Linked DNA regions of Mus musculus: region 1 is linked to region 2. A link is a loop called in an ENCODE intact Hi-C map of the cell type or tissue named here. Cell type or tissue: left cerebral cortex. All regions are shown on one strand.

Evidence for each region. Peaks named below come from ENCODE experiments on the same cell type or tissue, not always from the same donor. Only the 100,000 strongest peaks of a DNase experiment are listed, where the experiment ranks them.
Region 1: it touches region 2 in a loop (2.7-fold over the local background); 2 of 42 quality-filtered maps call a loop at or near these places.

Annotation. Positions count from the first base shown.
Region 1 is chrX:168,119,991-168,127,990 of GRCm38, forward strand. Frmpd4 (FERM and PDZ domain containing 4) reads right to left here and starts at 2,951. Exons shown (of 17, transcript NM_001368936.1): 1 at 2,796-2,951. The coding sequence starts at 2,836. In left cerebral cortex, CTCF peaks have their summits at 3,009 and 3,208; DNase peaks (open chromatin) are centred at 720, 1,396, 1,720, 1,983 and 4 more places; H3K4me3 peaks cover 4,131 bases; H3K27ac peaks cover 2,345 bases.
Region 2 is chrX:168,635,759-168,643,758 of GRCm38, forward strand. No RefSeq gene overlaps it. Among named protein-coding and RNA genes, the nearest start is that of Gm39550, 15 kb to the left of the region's middle. In left cerebral cortex, a CTCF peak has its summit at 4,140 (motif pointing left); a DNase peak (open chromatin) is centred at 4,095; H3K4me3 peaks cover 937 bases; H3K27ac peaks cover 301 bases.

The DNA.
Region 1 (8,000 bases), 520 kb before region 2:
ATATATAACTGTTACCAAGGAAACAGCAATGTAAAAAAATGCATGTAAACTATCAAGCAGTTTAATAACCAGAAAATTAGAATACGAAAAGCATCTTCAGAGAGAACGATGACACAGTGTGCCCCACACAACAAATCCAATCAAGGGTCAGAACTCACAGAGATGCTTTAAAGGGTCACCACCACTTGCCAGCTAATCTAGCTTGGCAATATTTATTTTAAGTGGCAATGATACGATGGCACTGGGTTCTTCAGGGGCAATTAGAACTCAAATTTTATATAAGAAGGCACCAAGTCAGTAGACGAATAGTTAAATGTAGGCGCCTCAGAAAGTCAAAGAAAGCACTTGGCTTATTGATTCCAGCATAGATTAATATTCTCTTTGAAGGCTCTTTAATGACCAATGTCTTTACTCACAAATCGGGCACTTAACAGTTACAGCAATGCTTTCTGCATCAACATTTTAAAACTGAAGTTCCTAAGAACCAAAGAAAGGGCTAAGAATCAAACCTAGGGCAACTACATGTGCTTGCCTGTAAGTCAGGAGAATTTGAAGCATTCAAGCCACCATGCTGATCAAAGTTAAATCCTTTAGGAAGATTATTCACCCTGAAATCAGGGAAATCCTGTCATGTAAGCACTTTTATACTTGATTTTTCTAACAGTGTTTAAAACACACACAAGGCTTCTTTCAAGAGCAGATGCAAACAGCCACAGACCAACTAAAGCCATCCCTGTTCCAGTTTGAGTGCCATCCTGGAGCTCACACTGGGAATAAGGGAAAGTCCAGTAGGCTGGAAGGCTTTTCAATGGCTGCATTGGTTCAGAATATAAGCACTTTCTCCCTTTAGAGCAAACATGCTAGTGGATGACATATGGACAGAAAATAGCATTTATACTCATTTATTGAATTTTCAACTCTTCTTTTAAAAAAAGATTCTACTCCTTGCTCCCCACCCACGCACCCCCACCCCCACACATACACACACTCAATCTGGCCTGAGTTTAAAAAAAACAAAAAACAAAAACAAAAAACAAAAAAACTTAGACTTGTGGAAACCACAAAGATATGCTATAATCTAGCCAAAACATCTTTTTTTTTTGAAATACAATAGTGACTTCTCCAGAGATCCAAAGTTTCAGGACTATGTGAAGACACTGGAGGTTTTGTAAATCTTGCTGCTTTTAGCTTGAGGCCACCAACAATTCTCACTGTTACTTTAACCCATCCCTTCGCTGAACTTTTCTCTCCCCATGTCCCATTTCCATCGATCACAGAGGCCACGCCAACATCCCAGAATTGGCCTTTAGCTCTTTCCTGAGCATGCTTCTTATTTGCTAGCTATTTATTTTTCCAGGCATGGGCAGAAGCATGCAGGAAGTTAATAGGACAGTGTGAAGCCATGGCCCTTTGAAATAATCAGCATGAAACCAAATAATTTGTCACATATAGCCACTGACTGCTTCACACATCGGCCCTGTGATCTGCAGGAACCTTCGTGGGTGGCTCTACGACACATTTATCTACCACCCTAGTATCTCCAATCTTCCCAGAGTAAGTTACATAGGGATCCTTTCCCTAAGGTAATCTATGCCTGATGTGAAGATTAACCTATATGATTGAGAGCATACAGGGATGGGCAGGGAAAACAAAGAGCTGCAGTTGTTGGCACTATCCAAACCTGAGGGCTGTGAGTGCCTCTGATAGGACTGGGCAAACCAAGTCAACATATTTTTCTGCCTCGGGTTTTTGAGATTGTTCATCTTTTTTATGCAATCAACACATTTTACTCTTATCCCATAGAATAAAGGAAAGTATAGCATGATACTTGATCTTAAAAAGTGCTTATCTGATAGGGGTTATTGCCCTAGACCTCCAAGACACAGGGTCTGCCAGAGTCTTGCAAAGAAGTAGGAAGACATAGTTTCCCAACACCTCTCCTGCCCACCTCTCTCAGTTATTGCCCCAAGCACAAGACCTGACTTGTTGTGTACAGTGAAGATTTTGGAAGCACAGCAGGGCAGGGAATAAATGAGTACTCTGACCAGATACTACTTAGGTAGCCACAAAGTGGCAGGCAATGTTACTATTCTCTTATCGACACTGCTGGGGAAAGGAATCTTCCTGATTTGATGATTCCGCTTTAGTTTCAATCATAACACAGCTACTTAGAAGCAAATTTCTAAATCTCCAAGGCTTTAGATTTATTTCCACAGTTACCCAAAGAATGGCTGAAAGCCTTTTTCTTCTACCTCCATGACTTTGCCATCTGGGTCCCTGCTGGAAACATCCGGGTCAACCTTCAAACTGACTTTTCCAGGGCATAGAGGACTAATTTAGGGGTAGGGAAAGGGGGTTTTTGGGTCCTTGCTGTTTGGAAATCAAGTACCTAAGCTCGAAATACTTCTGGTTTTCCCTAGTAAAATCGATTTCAACCATCATCTCTTGACCCTTAACATAGAGTGTGACCCCTAATCCCCACTGTGGCTTTTTCTGAGGGAAAACAAGCTGTGCTGAATATCTGGTGGGGGTGGTGGTGTCTGTGTGTCTGTGTCAGTGTGTGTGTGTGTGTGTGTGTGTGTGTGTGTGTGTGTGTGTGCTCTATTTTGGGGGCTATAAAACCCCATCAGAAAGGGAGAAATAAGTTGAAGGCAGCAGCCTCGGGTCCTTTTCTTTTGGTCCTACCTTAAGCCTGGCTGCTCTTTTAAGCTTTTGCTCTTTCCAGCCCCCAGAAAAATAAAGCACCAAGTTTCTGCGGAAGCCCTAGGTGCAAAGAAAACCCGCGCGGTCCCTACCTGGAAAGCTTTGGAATCTTCACAAAGCTGAAGACATCCATGTAGGCAGCTTGGGGACCCCAGAGCCTGGAGGCTCCGTTGCCCCTTCTCACACCAGCAAAGGCAGCCTCAGCAGCCCCATGGCCAGGACCTCAGTGCGCCTGGGGTTTGAGTGGCAGCAGCGGGTGGTGGCGGAGACCCAGGAGGGCCAGTACCTGGAGGCGGCGGCTGCTACCCCCCTCCGGCCGTGAGCTGCGTGTGCATCCCCAAGCAGGACCATTGATGGGCGCCCGCTTCGGGAAAACTCAATGGAGAAGGAGCCAGGCTGGGCACAAGGAGCGGGGGCGGGGAGCACGGCCCGGGTCCTGCGCCCCGCCCTGAGAGCTTTGGCTCTAAGGACCGCCAGGCGCCCTGAGGACCAGAGGCTAGGGTGAGGGGTGCTGCTCCTGCTTCCCAGCCTTTGGGGCCCAGGGTCCCACGCACCGAAGATCGCAGACTGAACCAGGAGGCGGCGGGCAAGCTTGGCACACGCGCACGCACCCCTCACAGCACTGCAGCTGCCTCCCTGCCTCCTTCCCCGAGTCCCTTTCTCGCCTCCCTACCCCCACCCGCCCAGGGGGAGGGGGCACTCTCCTGTCACCCGCTCCGGGAGCCTCCAGATCCTTTAGATCTGCTCCAACAGTCCTTAGCGTGCTGCAGGACCGCGACACACTACCTCCAGCCTCCAAAAACCATAGGGAGAGCAATGCAACCGCAGGCGGCCCTAGGCTTCCGTAAACAGAACTAGGGATGGGAAGAAGCGACGGGATCGTTTGTCAGGGGAAGGGAAGGGAGATACCCAGCGGAGTGGGCTCAGTTTTGAGAGCTCAAGAGTTCCCTCTGCTTTCCCTGAACCACTGGAGCGAGACGTGGCTGTTGGGATAACTGGAAAGGTGTGTTCTTTGGACAGCAGCACCACAGCAGCGTTGGTGAAATAAGCACAGGATGAATTTGCGGGGTGCAGGGATAAACACAGCTGCTCCTTACTAGAGGAAAAGAGAACTCGGGGTCCCAGGAGCTGGGGTGGGGGCGGGGTGCAGCGCTAATTAGGAGGGGCTGAGGATGACAGGGAAGAGAAGGGTTGCTAGCTAGGTCTGGCGGGCGGAGCAAGCTGCCTTTTCAAATTGAGGGTGGGCAAAACCGTAAAGGGGAGGGGGAGAGAAACCTTGCGAGAAGCACAAACCAAACACTGAACACTCACCTTAGACAGAGTAAACTCCAAGTTGCAGCCATTTAGAACTCCTAGGCTTTCTTCTTTTTTTTTTACATAATTACCTTGGAGAATCACGCCTGTTCCTTAACTCACTGCTAGCTTTCCTTGAGGCTTGGGCTTCTCTCGGGGCTTCACCTTTTTTCTTCTTTCTCTCAGAGTCTTAAGGAGTCTTCTCTCAGACTCTTCAGGATCTCTCCCCAGAGTCAGTGAAGGTCAGCTGGCTTCACTGGAGTGCTTACCCCACCGCAGACAGCTCTCACCTGGCGACAGGGCAACCGCAAAGAGCCAATGCCTCCCGCGAAAGATTGGAGGCTCTGGCTTGGAGGCTCCAGCTAGCCAGTGCGTGTCTCTCTCTCTCTCTCTCTCTCTCTCTCTCTCTCTCTCTCTCTCCAAGGGATTAAGGAAGAGGAAATAGGTTTAAACTTCCCAGACTTCTGCTTTTGCTGTTATATTTAAAGTCTTTCAGTATTCAGACCCGGGACTTCCATGTTATTTTTAAGGCATTTCTCTCCAAATTAAACATAAAATCAGTAACAATCTGCACAATCTAGATGAAATAACACTCAGGCATAAATTACAGATTTTCTTTTGAATAGGCAGGGAAATTTTTCCTTTAGCTTCTTATACTGAAGCCTAGTTTAATGTAAATTCTGTAACTTCTGGAGCCCAGGAGGCCAAAAGGACATTGGCTTTAGAATACCCTATTGTTTGAATAAGGTAATTATAATTTGAGTATGCTTTATAATTTTTAAAGCACTTATGTATTTGAATCTCATAACAACCCTGTCATATAAGGCAAAATATTAAAAAAGAGAAATCTTTTCCTTTTATGCCTTCTCAAAGACAGATTAGAAACACACACACACACACCAACGATCAGAAAAGGGTACATATCTGAACTGTGCAAAATCTCTCTATTCTTCTTTAAGCCAAAGTCTCTGTCAAAGAAGTACTAACAAATAATCTAGATGCTAGGAACCTCTCCTCCATTTTCCCCTTCTCTTCTCCTCCCAAATACTTATCTTGTCCCAGAAACACTGGCCTCCTTGCTATTTCCCAAAGGTACCTTTCAACCTTAGCCTTTTAGCCTAAATTATTCCCCCTTTCAATGGTTACTCCACCAGCCCAGAATATTTTTCCATCCATTTGCATGTTTGGCTCTTTGTGCTCTCAACTCTGCACACAAATACTACTTCCACCAAAAACCTGTTGCAATTATTACAAGATCTCCATACTCTGGACTCCAGGTATCTATCACTGTTTTAGGTTTTGTTTGTTTTTCCTGTTGCCAGAACACTTATCACCCACTATTAGATTATATAACTTATTTTTATCATTGATGCATTCTGAATCTTCTGCTGGCATCAAAGCTGTACAAGGGCAGAGATCTCTATGGTTTTGTTTGAGTGTTGATTTTTTTACTGCTAGATCTCATACCTAGAACAGTTAGTCACCGATCTATAGAAAGACCTTAATACATAATGTTTAATGAACTACATGCTCTTTAAATTCACAGCCAGAGCACCCTTAGTCAAACATACCAGGTAAGTATAGTTGCCTCTGTGACATCAAGGCTGATTTTTATATCTCTTCCAACCACTGTTCTTCCCTTTATACCCTCTGTCTTCTTTCAGATTACTAATGGTAGTGGTGAAGACCCTGTCTGTTCTTCAGTTATTTTATTTTCCTCTTCAGTCATCCTACACTGCCTACAATAAAATGGAAACTGACTTCTTCCCTTCACCTCTGCTTCAAAATCTGGTGGCGGAGGATCTGCTTAGCATCTACTGGCAGCAGACCAACTTTCTGGGGGGATAAGGAAAAGAAATCAAGCAATGCCTTTCATGGGCTAAGGAAAATATAGCTCACTTGGTAACGTGCTTGCCTAGTATGTAAAAGGCTTGGATTTACATCACCAACCCCAAATAAACCAGGTATAATGGTACATATCTAGAACTCCACAACTCCAGAATTCACTTGAAAGGTGGAGGCAAGAGAATATAGGATTCAAAATCATCCTCAACCACACATACAATTTGTGTTCGGCCTGGGATACATGAGGTCCTGTCTCAAAAAGAAAAAAAAAAAACAAAAACAAATAGTTGTTGCTTATGATAAACGAACAATTGGAAAAACATTTTTTAAAGAGTACTCAGTTAAGGAAAAATTAGTATATGGTTTACAGGTAAAGCTAAGGTGTTGAGCACCTGCCTATCATGCAGAAGACCCACGGTTCAATCCCCAGCTTTAAACTAATAAATCTATTCCAGATATCACATAGCTATTTATTCAGCAGTGAATGTGACAGGAAATAGGCATTTTGTGTACTTGTAGAGAAAGCCTCCCTTCAAGACATCTGGTCTACCTGGAACAGCTGGCATTGGGGTTTCTTGCTGTGCCAATTTCTGCACTACAATTATGAATGGTACAGATGCCTCCTCTCCACAGCAAAACAGTCACCAGGGGAAATGACTGGCTTTTCCAGGCTTTTATTCTCCTCCAATAGAGTAATTGTCTGGTATGTTTTCTAATGGGTTGATAGCATTTTCTAAAGCAAAGCCACCCTCCCCACACCTTTGTTTCCTAACTCCTGTGAAACATGCTAACACAGCCAGTTCATACATCTGAGCCAGCCTGGGAGCCAGGATGAGAGCTAAGTGGCTGGTCTCTTAGCCCCATCCGTCTCTCTGTGCCAGATGTGTGTAGCAGAGAAGCTAGGAGAGATTTCTTTGTCTAGCATGAAACAGATCTTCCTAAAACAAACAAAAAGCCCTGGAGTTGAATCTTGAGGACCTCTGTGATTTTTCTGAAGATTCAGCTGTAGCCTTAATAATCTCAAAGGCCTTTCTAGATCTTACAGAGTTCAACATGAGAAACTTTTCCTAGCCTTGTGAAAATAACTGCTTAGTTTGCTTTACTTCGAACCAACATTCTGACAGACATATTGTCAAGCTTTGTTGGATACATAAGCCATCAGATTCAGTGCCAAGTTCTTTACTCACTTTCCCCATGTCTAAAGTACAATTAATAATACAATCTTACCATAGGACTTGGTAATTGGACTACATGGGAATTGAGGCACATGGCTGCTAACTCCAGAAAGATTTCCATAAGCCTCATGACCATGGACAGTACTATTAAAAAAGAGTTTCTTCCTTTGAGTGTACCGTGAAGTTAAACAGGGAGTTGTGTAGTGACTAACCAAAGTTGAGCAACATTTCCTACAAATTCAATGCACATTGGTAAGGCCCAAAACCAAGGTCCAGAATCATGTTATATTTTGTTTCCTGGGGGCCTCTCAGAAGCAAGAGTGAAGAATTTCTTCACTGTTGTCCTGAGAATCCACTGTGAACCTAGATGTTCTTCATAGGGTAAAGGCTGGGTCTTATTACCTAATATCACTAGTGAGTAAATAAAAGCAAAGTATTCACCCATTTAATATTTATTTGTGGAGATCCTCCCATGTACTACAGATTACTCCAGGCAACAATGTAAGACTTTGCTCACATAGTCCCCTCATTTGGGGACAGGGAAGGCAGGATTTGTAGTGTTTTGAGTGAGAATGAAAACGAATCCCATAGCCTCATATATTTGAATCCTTGGTTCCTAGTTGGTGAAACCATTTTAAATAAGATTTTGGAGATGTGGCCTTGCTGAAGAAGGTATGTCACTGAGGATGAGATTTAGAGCTTAAAAGATCCAAAACCAGGCTCAGTCTCATTCTCTCTGCCTCCAACATACTGATCAGGATGTAAGGTCTCAGTTACTGCTCTAGCACTATGCCTGCCTGCCTGCTGCCATTTCCCCCAACATGATGGCTTCCCTTCTGAAACTTAAGCAATTCCCCTATTAAACACTTTCTTTTATAAGTTGACTTCATTATGATGTGCCATCATAGGAATACAAAAGTAACTAAGACAGGGGTAGACAATAGGCAATAAGAAGGAGGAAGAGGAGGAGGAGGAGAAAGAGAA
Region 2 (8,000 bases):
GTCAGTAAAACACAATTCACAGGACATACCTTGCCTGACACCTGCTGTTGTAAATAAAATTTTATTTGTTTATTTATTTTGAGGCAGCATCTCACACAGTTCATTCAAGTTGTCTATGGCCATGCCATGTAACTGCGGATGAGCTCAACCTTCCCGGGTGTTGGAATAACAGATGTGAAGCAGCAGGTTTAGCTTATTCAGTCCTCCGGATGGAACCCAAAGCTTGGAGCACACTAGGTAAGGATTGTTCCACGTGAGCACCAGATTCAGCTGAGCTTCATATTCTATCTATTTGCTTACCTACTCTCCACATCTGCTGTCATACAATGGCAGAGCTTGACTAGTTGGGAGAGGGACTGCATGGCTCAAAATACTTATTACCAGCTCTTTCCAGAAGACAATTGCTGACTGAGTAGACATTTTATTTTATCCTATTACTGTGGCACAAATGAATAAACACCTATAAAGTTCAGTGTCTATTGCTTTGTTTTTGTGAATTAGATTACATTTTGGTAGATTCTAAGAAATCCATTCTCATTATCAATTTATTTTCTGTCTCTTGAATCTAGTGTGGTCTTATGACTTGCTTTGGCATGAGAAGGTGCTAGAAGATGCCTAGAGACTTCTACTTCTCTTACAACAATGGTTCTTCCTAATGCTGTGACCCTTTAATACAGTTCCTCATGTTGTGGTGACCCCCAATCATAACATCATTTTCATTGCTACTTCATAACTGTAATTTTGCTACTGTTTTGAATTGTAAATGTAAATGTCTGATATGCAGCCTATCTGATTCTCCATCCCCCAAATGGGTCATGACCCACAGATTGAGAGCCTCTGTGTTAGATCCTCAAATCACCCCGTGGAAAGGTTGTTATCTCCTGATAGTAGCTTTGCAAGGCCTGCACACCCCAGGCCTAATTCCAGTCTTTGATAAAGCCATCTTTGAAGTCCTAGATCCATATGAGCTCCCAGGTAGGATGCAGCCATAGAAGTGTCTAGGGCCTGAACACTCTAGGTGGAACTTTCTGGCTTAGTGCAATTGACAGAGTGAGGAGCATCAATCACTGCTCTTTTAAATCACCGAGTATGTCACTGCATAGCCATAAAGGAATTCACCTTAAGGTTTTTGTGTTCCATTTAATATTTCCCAACTTTCAAAAAGCTATTTAAAAGTAGTCCTAGGAAAACACAATTTAATCATTTTATAACATAAAATCAAGAAATTTCACCATGTTTGGATGGCAGTGTGAGCCACTGGAGGAAAGCTGCCCCTCCTAGACCAGACATAAAATATGGAGAATAATCTCAGAAAGGGCCAACACATTGAGCAACAACAACACGCACAATATAAACTAAATGCTGGGCTAGATTCTTTTTAACTTGCTGTCTCAGTGGTCAAGGGTTTCAACACTTCTCCTTTGAAGAAAGCATTTTTCCCTCCAATAGACTTGCCTTATTACATAGTAAACAAACCAGGAAATGACTTAGGAAACCAAAAATGGCTGGCCTACAACTACTACCACCTAGTCAAAAGGATCTCAACAGATATTTGCATATTAATGTTTATTGCAGTATTTCTCTTAATAATAATAGCCAAAAAGCAGAAACAACCTAAATATCAACCGGCAAGTAAGTGAAAAACAATATGGTCTTCCTTTTTTTTTCACAATTTTTTATTAGATATTTTCTTTATATACATTTCAAATTTCAAATGCTTTCCTGAAAGTTCCCTATATCCTCCCCCCACCCTGCTCCACTACCCACCCACTCCCGCTTCTTGGCCCTGGCATTCCCCTGTACTGGGACATATAAAGTTTACAATACCAAGGGGCCTCTCTTTCCAATGATGGCCGACTAGACCATCTTCTGCTACATATGCAGCTAGAGACATGAGCTCTGGGGGTACTGATCAGTTCATATTGTTGTTCCACCTATAGGGTTGCAGACCCCTTTAGCTCCTTGGATACTTTCTCTAGCTTCTCCATTGGGGGCCCTGTGTTCCATCCAATAGATGACTGTGAGCATCCACTTCAGTATTTGCCAGGCACTGGCATAGCCTCACAAGAGACAGATATACCAGGGTCACTTCATCAAAAACTTGCTGGCATATGTAATAGTGTCTGGGTTTGGTGGCTGATTATGGGATGGATCTCCCGGTGGGGTAGTCTCTGGATAGTGCATCCTTTCCTCTTAGCTCCAAACTTTATCTCTGAACTCCTTTCATCGGTATTTTGTTCCTTTTAAGAGAGGAAGAAATTCCAACACATGCTACAGCATAAATACTCTTAAATACATTATGCTAAGAGAAATAATTGAGACACAGAAAGACAAATGCTGCAGAGTTCCACTTATTGGAGGTCCACAGTATAGCCACATTGATAGAGATAAAGTACACTAGTGTTTGACAAATGCTGGGAAGTGTAGAAAATTAAAAGGTTTTGTTTCTATGAAAAAACTTTGAGATGTTCTAGAGGGAAAAGTTCTAATGATTTGCTCCATATATTTAACTATACACTTAAAATGCTAATTGGGGAGGCCAGTTAGATGGCTCACTGGGTAAAGACACTTGCAGAGATGCGAGCCTGATAACTTCCATTTGTTTCTTAGAAGTCACACTCAGTGGAAGGAGAGACCCAGCACCATTGCCAAGTTGTCCTCTGATCAACACACAGGCCTTATGGTTTGTACCCCTTCCTGCCCCCACATACACACAGTAATAATTAAAAAAAAACAAAAAAGAAAAAACAAATGATAATGGGAAGCCAGGCATGATGAGGCAGACCTTTAATTCACCTTCAAGGGAGAATCAAGAAAATCAGAAGTTCAAAGTCATTTTCCAATATGTAATAAGTTCAAGGTCAGCATAGGGTTCTTGAGACTCTATCTTATACAAAACAAATAAACATGCAGAGGACCTGGGATTCTCCTCACCTGCATGAGGTTCACAATCATGTCTAATTCCAGGGAATCAAGCTAGCATGCAGGCAAAACATTCATACATAGAAAGTAAAGTATTTAGATCTAAAAATTAAAAAAGGAAAAAGTTAATCTGGTAAATTTTATGTAATAAATTTTTACAGCTGAGAACTTAATTTTAATTTGCTTTCGAAATTGGACACTATAAGGAAATGTGCCAGATTCCAGTGGCCAGCTATAGCAATTGGATAATGGATGGCTTTGACTCTCTTTTTATTTGTGCTTTGATATGTCTGCCTTTTAGTTTGCCTTTGTATTTTTGAATCGCAACACTGGATGCCTGTTATTTTAAGAGAAAGAGAGAATGGTTACCTAAAAGGATATTAATTATCTTTGCATCTTTAGAAAAATGTGTCTCAGTAGGATGAAGGGAATAATTAAAGCATAAAAATAAATGTTAGAAAACAGAAAAGTGTAGTATTATTTGTAAACCCAAGAGCTAATTTCTTGAGGGAAAGAAAAGACATAACAAAAGGCTGGGGATGACCGCCCAACCTGTACTCCCAGCAGTGAGAAGTAAAGGATTTTCGAAATCCCATAATCTTCCAGGGAACTGAAAAAAAAAATCATAAAACTTCAAAAAGGACCAAGGGTCTGGATTTCAAAGTCGATCTGCTTCAAACTTTTAGCTTCTGAATGATCCCAAGCCAACTCTCTCGGAAGTAGGGAAATAAAAACATTAAAAGTTTTGCAGTTCGTTTTAGAAAGCTTAAACAGAAACAGAATTTCTAGAGGTCGTGTCCGCAGAATGATTCTGGCACAACCTGTGTGGACCTAGTATTTAAAGAGGAGGCATTCCTGAGTCAGCGTCAAAATCAGTAAAGACTACGGGTAGTTAATACAGGAGTTTTTGAAAGAAGGCTGAATGAAAATGTGTGCAGAAAGCAATCTGGCTTGCAAACCAGTTCTTCCTGTTAAGCCTATGGAGAGGGCGTGCGGGCCAGCTGCTAGACCAGGAGTTGAGGAGAGAGACTCAAGCCCCAGACTCATATTAGAGGAGGAGGAGTTATTGCTGCTTTTTCGTGCCTACTAAGGAGATAGTCCAGGAAGTGTTAAAAATTGGCGACTGTAATCGCCAGAGACAGCACAAGCAAGCAAGCAGATCATGATGAGCCCCCGCCTCCTGTCCCGCCTTCCTTCCCTACTGCCCCCTACTGGCAAATCAAAACCGAAAGTGGAGGCAGACGCCTGCAAAGAGAAAATGGGCTTTGAAGAGTTCTGTTCTGGGCTAGAGAGGTAGCTCAGCCATTAAATGCTAGGCTAACAACCAAAAAAGACAAGAGTGCTATTCTCAGAAAAGCCAGAGTGCTGCAGAAAAAAAGTGGATTGTTAGCCCTTTGATCATCACTGAAAGAAGAGCAACATCTGAAATCTCTTTATAAAATTCCCCTCCAGAGGGCCAGCGACATGGCTCTGCAGGAAATAAGGAACCAAGCCCTGAAAGAAGAGAACAGATGTCAGAAAGTTGTCCTTTGACCTCACATCTGCAGTGGTGTGTGTTTGTGTGTACATGTGCATACATACAATAAATAAATGTAGACTTTAAATAAAAATAAATACTCCCTCAAGTGCACAAAATATATCTGATGTTTAAAAATCTAGAGCCTCACTCCCCAAAACTCAAGAGCAAAGAAACTACCATCAGATATTCCTTTAAGAGTGACTTCTGGAAGCAAAAAAGAATTTACTTCAGTAATACAAACTTTATTTATTTATTATTGGTTATCATTGTTATTAGGGATGATTTGAGCTAAGGTATTACCATGTAGTACTGTCTGACCCAGAATTACTTATGTAGGCCAGGATAGCCTTGAACTAATAGAGGTGTTTACATCCTGGCCACCCTAGTACCGGGATTAAAGGCATGCACCATCAAGCCCAACCTTGATGTATGTTTGTTTGTTTGCTTTCATTTTATTTCTTTTTCAAATCTGTGAACATATACACTACCCCTCCCCACTTCTATCCCTTACTACCCTGTCTACCTTCTCATTCCTTTCTATCCTAGGGAGTTATAAGGACAATGTGTAGTTTTTTAATAGCTTAATTTCTCTGCCTTTTTCTTTACAAAATATGTGCTGTATTATTCTGCAAACCAGCAGAGATAGTTATAAGTGTTGAAAACTAAGAGGATCTGTAATGTAACCTGGCATAATGCAAAAGTAGAGGGCGGCTCTCAGATGTGTTTACAAATTGAAAGCAAGGGGGGGGGTGTTGCCATCATCCTGCTATGGTTGGCCCTTCTGGGCTCGGCCTCGGGAGCAGAGGGTACATACAATTTGTTGAAAGGAACATTTATGAGGATAGGATTCTTATATGCTAGTTCACTTTTGAGAAGGGGCATATATAATGTAAGGTCATTTAGCTACTTGTTGCTCAGTCTGCCAGAATAATTTGCTCATTCCTAAGAGGGAAATTTGGTTTTGCTTTTTTTTTTTTTTTTTTTTTTTTTTTTTTTTTTTTTGCCAAAGTACACCATGGTATGTTTCTATATGATATCTCAGCACAGTAAAAGTCAGGTTTCTTGCTGTTTGTGGGTCTTTCTAAGATTACTATTTTATGCGTATGAATGCTGTCCTTGCATGTATCTGGTGTCTGCAGAGGACAGACGAAGGCTTTAAGACTACTAGAACAGGAGTTATAGATGCTTATTAGTCACCGTGTAGGTGCCAGGAACTAAAGCTGGGTTTTCTGCAAGGACAAGTGTTCTTAACTGTGGAGCCATCTCTCCAGCCCCTAATGTACAGGTTTTCAATTTGGACCTTTCCACTCAGGAATCCAAGGGGGAGAGAACTGCTTTGCCTCACTGACTAGCAAATCTAAGACCCCTTCAGAAATGATCCAATGTGGTGTTTCCTCTACTCAGCACAATATTGGTAGTATTCCTTGGATGACCACTCAATTCATCTTTCATAAAGAGGAATAAATCATTGCCCTGGGAACCCGTTGGTGAGCAAAGTAGCAGTTCCTTGCTGCTAATCTTTACTCATGGGAACTTACAGTTGCTCTCGTTTCTTGTCGTTACTTCTGATTTTCAGATGACCACCAAATAGGCACACTTAATTGTTCCTAAAACACCAGGAGTAAGATGGAAAAGATGAAGAAACTTGGTGAATGTTTCAAAGAAATGTCAAGTTTTCATCTAAGTATTTTCCTAGTATCTTCCTGTGTTATAAACATGTCTCAGGACTGGAGAGATGGCTCAGTGGTTAAGAGCACTGACTGCTCTTCCAGAGGTCCTGAGTTCAATTCCCAGCAACCACATGGTGGCTTACATCCATCTGTAATGGGATCCGATGCCCTCTTCTGGTGTGTCTGAAGACAGCTACAATGTACTCATAAATAAATAAATCTTTTTATTTAAAAAAAAAATCTCGCAAGAAAATCAGCCTTCAACAAAATACCAAGGAATTCCTAAAGCCAGGCCTTTGAAGAAACTCTAGAAAGTCAAACAGGCATTTGTCTAGCCATTCCAGTTTCTGAGTTTGTTTGAATACAAAGGACTCTGTAAACATTAACTGAGCAATGGCCGTAGCTAACTTATGTTCTTAGAATCCCTAATAGGTTCTGAATATGCCAAAATTTCATCCACTTTGGCCAAGGCAATGAAATCTGAGCTGTACCATAGATGACAGAACAGCTGAATTAGTGAAAGACACGGGCAAAAGGATTAGTAGAGGGTATTGTATCCATGATAGGCTATCCTATAATAGCTATCAGGATAATTAAATGCATGTATGTAAAACCATGTATATGTGTATATATGACAGGTATATATACATTCAGATGTCTGTAGAAAAAAACAGCTACATGTATGTCAAAAGTATGATGAGTTCGAGTACCATGTTCCATGTGTACAATCTGAGCTTACAATACTGCAGACTCAGGCTAATATCAACTCTGAGAAAAGGGCAGGTAGGGGATGAAATAGAGATGAAAGAGAACGTTAGCTCAACCCAAAAGCATTTCTTTCTATTTCAAACTGAGTAACAAATATTACAGATCAGTAACAGCTCATCTGATGGTGCAAATATATTTTCTGTTCTCTTTCATGGTTATTATATCTGAATAGGAAAGGTCCCCAAAGGCTCTTATGTTCACTGCTGGACGGTTTGAGAGCTAGCAGGACCTACCCGGAGGAAGCAGGCATTTAGGGATCAGCCTTCTAAGATTTGGTCAGCTTCCTTGTCTGTCTACTACTGGTCTACAGGAAGATGAACAGGCCCTGCTACTGGCTCCTGCCTTGTGGTTTAATATACTCTACTCAGCCACACCCTCTCTGCCAGGAGAGATGAAACCCTGTGAAATTTGAAGCTAAAAAAAATTTTTCCTCCTTTTACAGTCTTTATATCAGGCATTTTGTCATAGTGATGAGAAAGCTAGTCTAGAGTTTTCTGGAAATTACAAAAAAAAAAAAAAAAAAAACAAGAACAAAAATAAAAACAAAAATCTCTTAATGCCTCTCTCTACCAGATCCCATGCTAACTACAAAATCATGTGATGTATAATGCGCCTTTATCCTCATTAACTGAGCAATGGCCATAGCTAACTTATGTTCCTAGAATCCCTAATAGGTTCTGAATATGCCAAATTTCATCCACTTTGGCCAAAGCAATGAAATCTGAGCTGTACCATAGATGACAGATCAGAAAACATAAGCAGAACAGAGGCACAAGTGAAGTTAGCTACTGATGCTTAAGTAACCACTCCAAATCTCAGTGGCTTAAACCAATATTAACTTACTATTGTCCTACAGCTTACGTTACCTGAAGAGTTTTTGCTCATGTCCAGATCTAGCCTTGAGGCCAGGCTGATCTAGAATAGTTTCCTTCACATGGTGAGCAGTTAGCTGAACACTGGTTGGTGTGATGCAAACAGCCAAGGCATTTGGCTTGCACCACTTGGCAGATTCCCCTGGACTTGTTCATATCTCAGCAAGGTTTGAAGGGGGGTGATGAAAGCCAAGTCCTTTCTGACATATTTTCTTGGCCACAGCAATTCACAAAGCCAGACAGATGTAA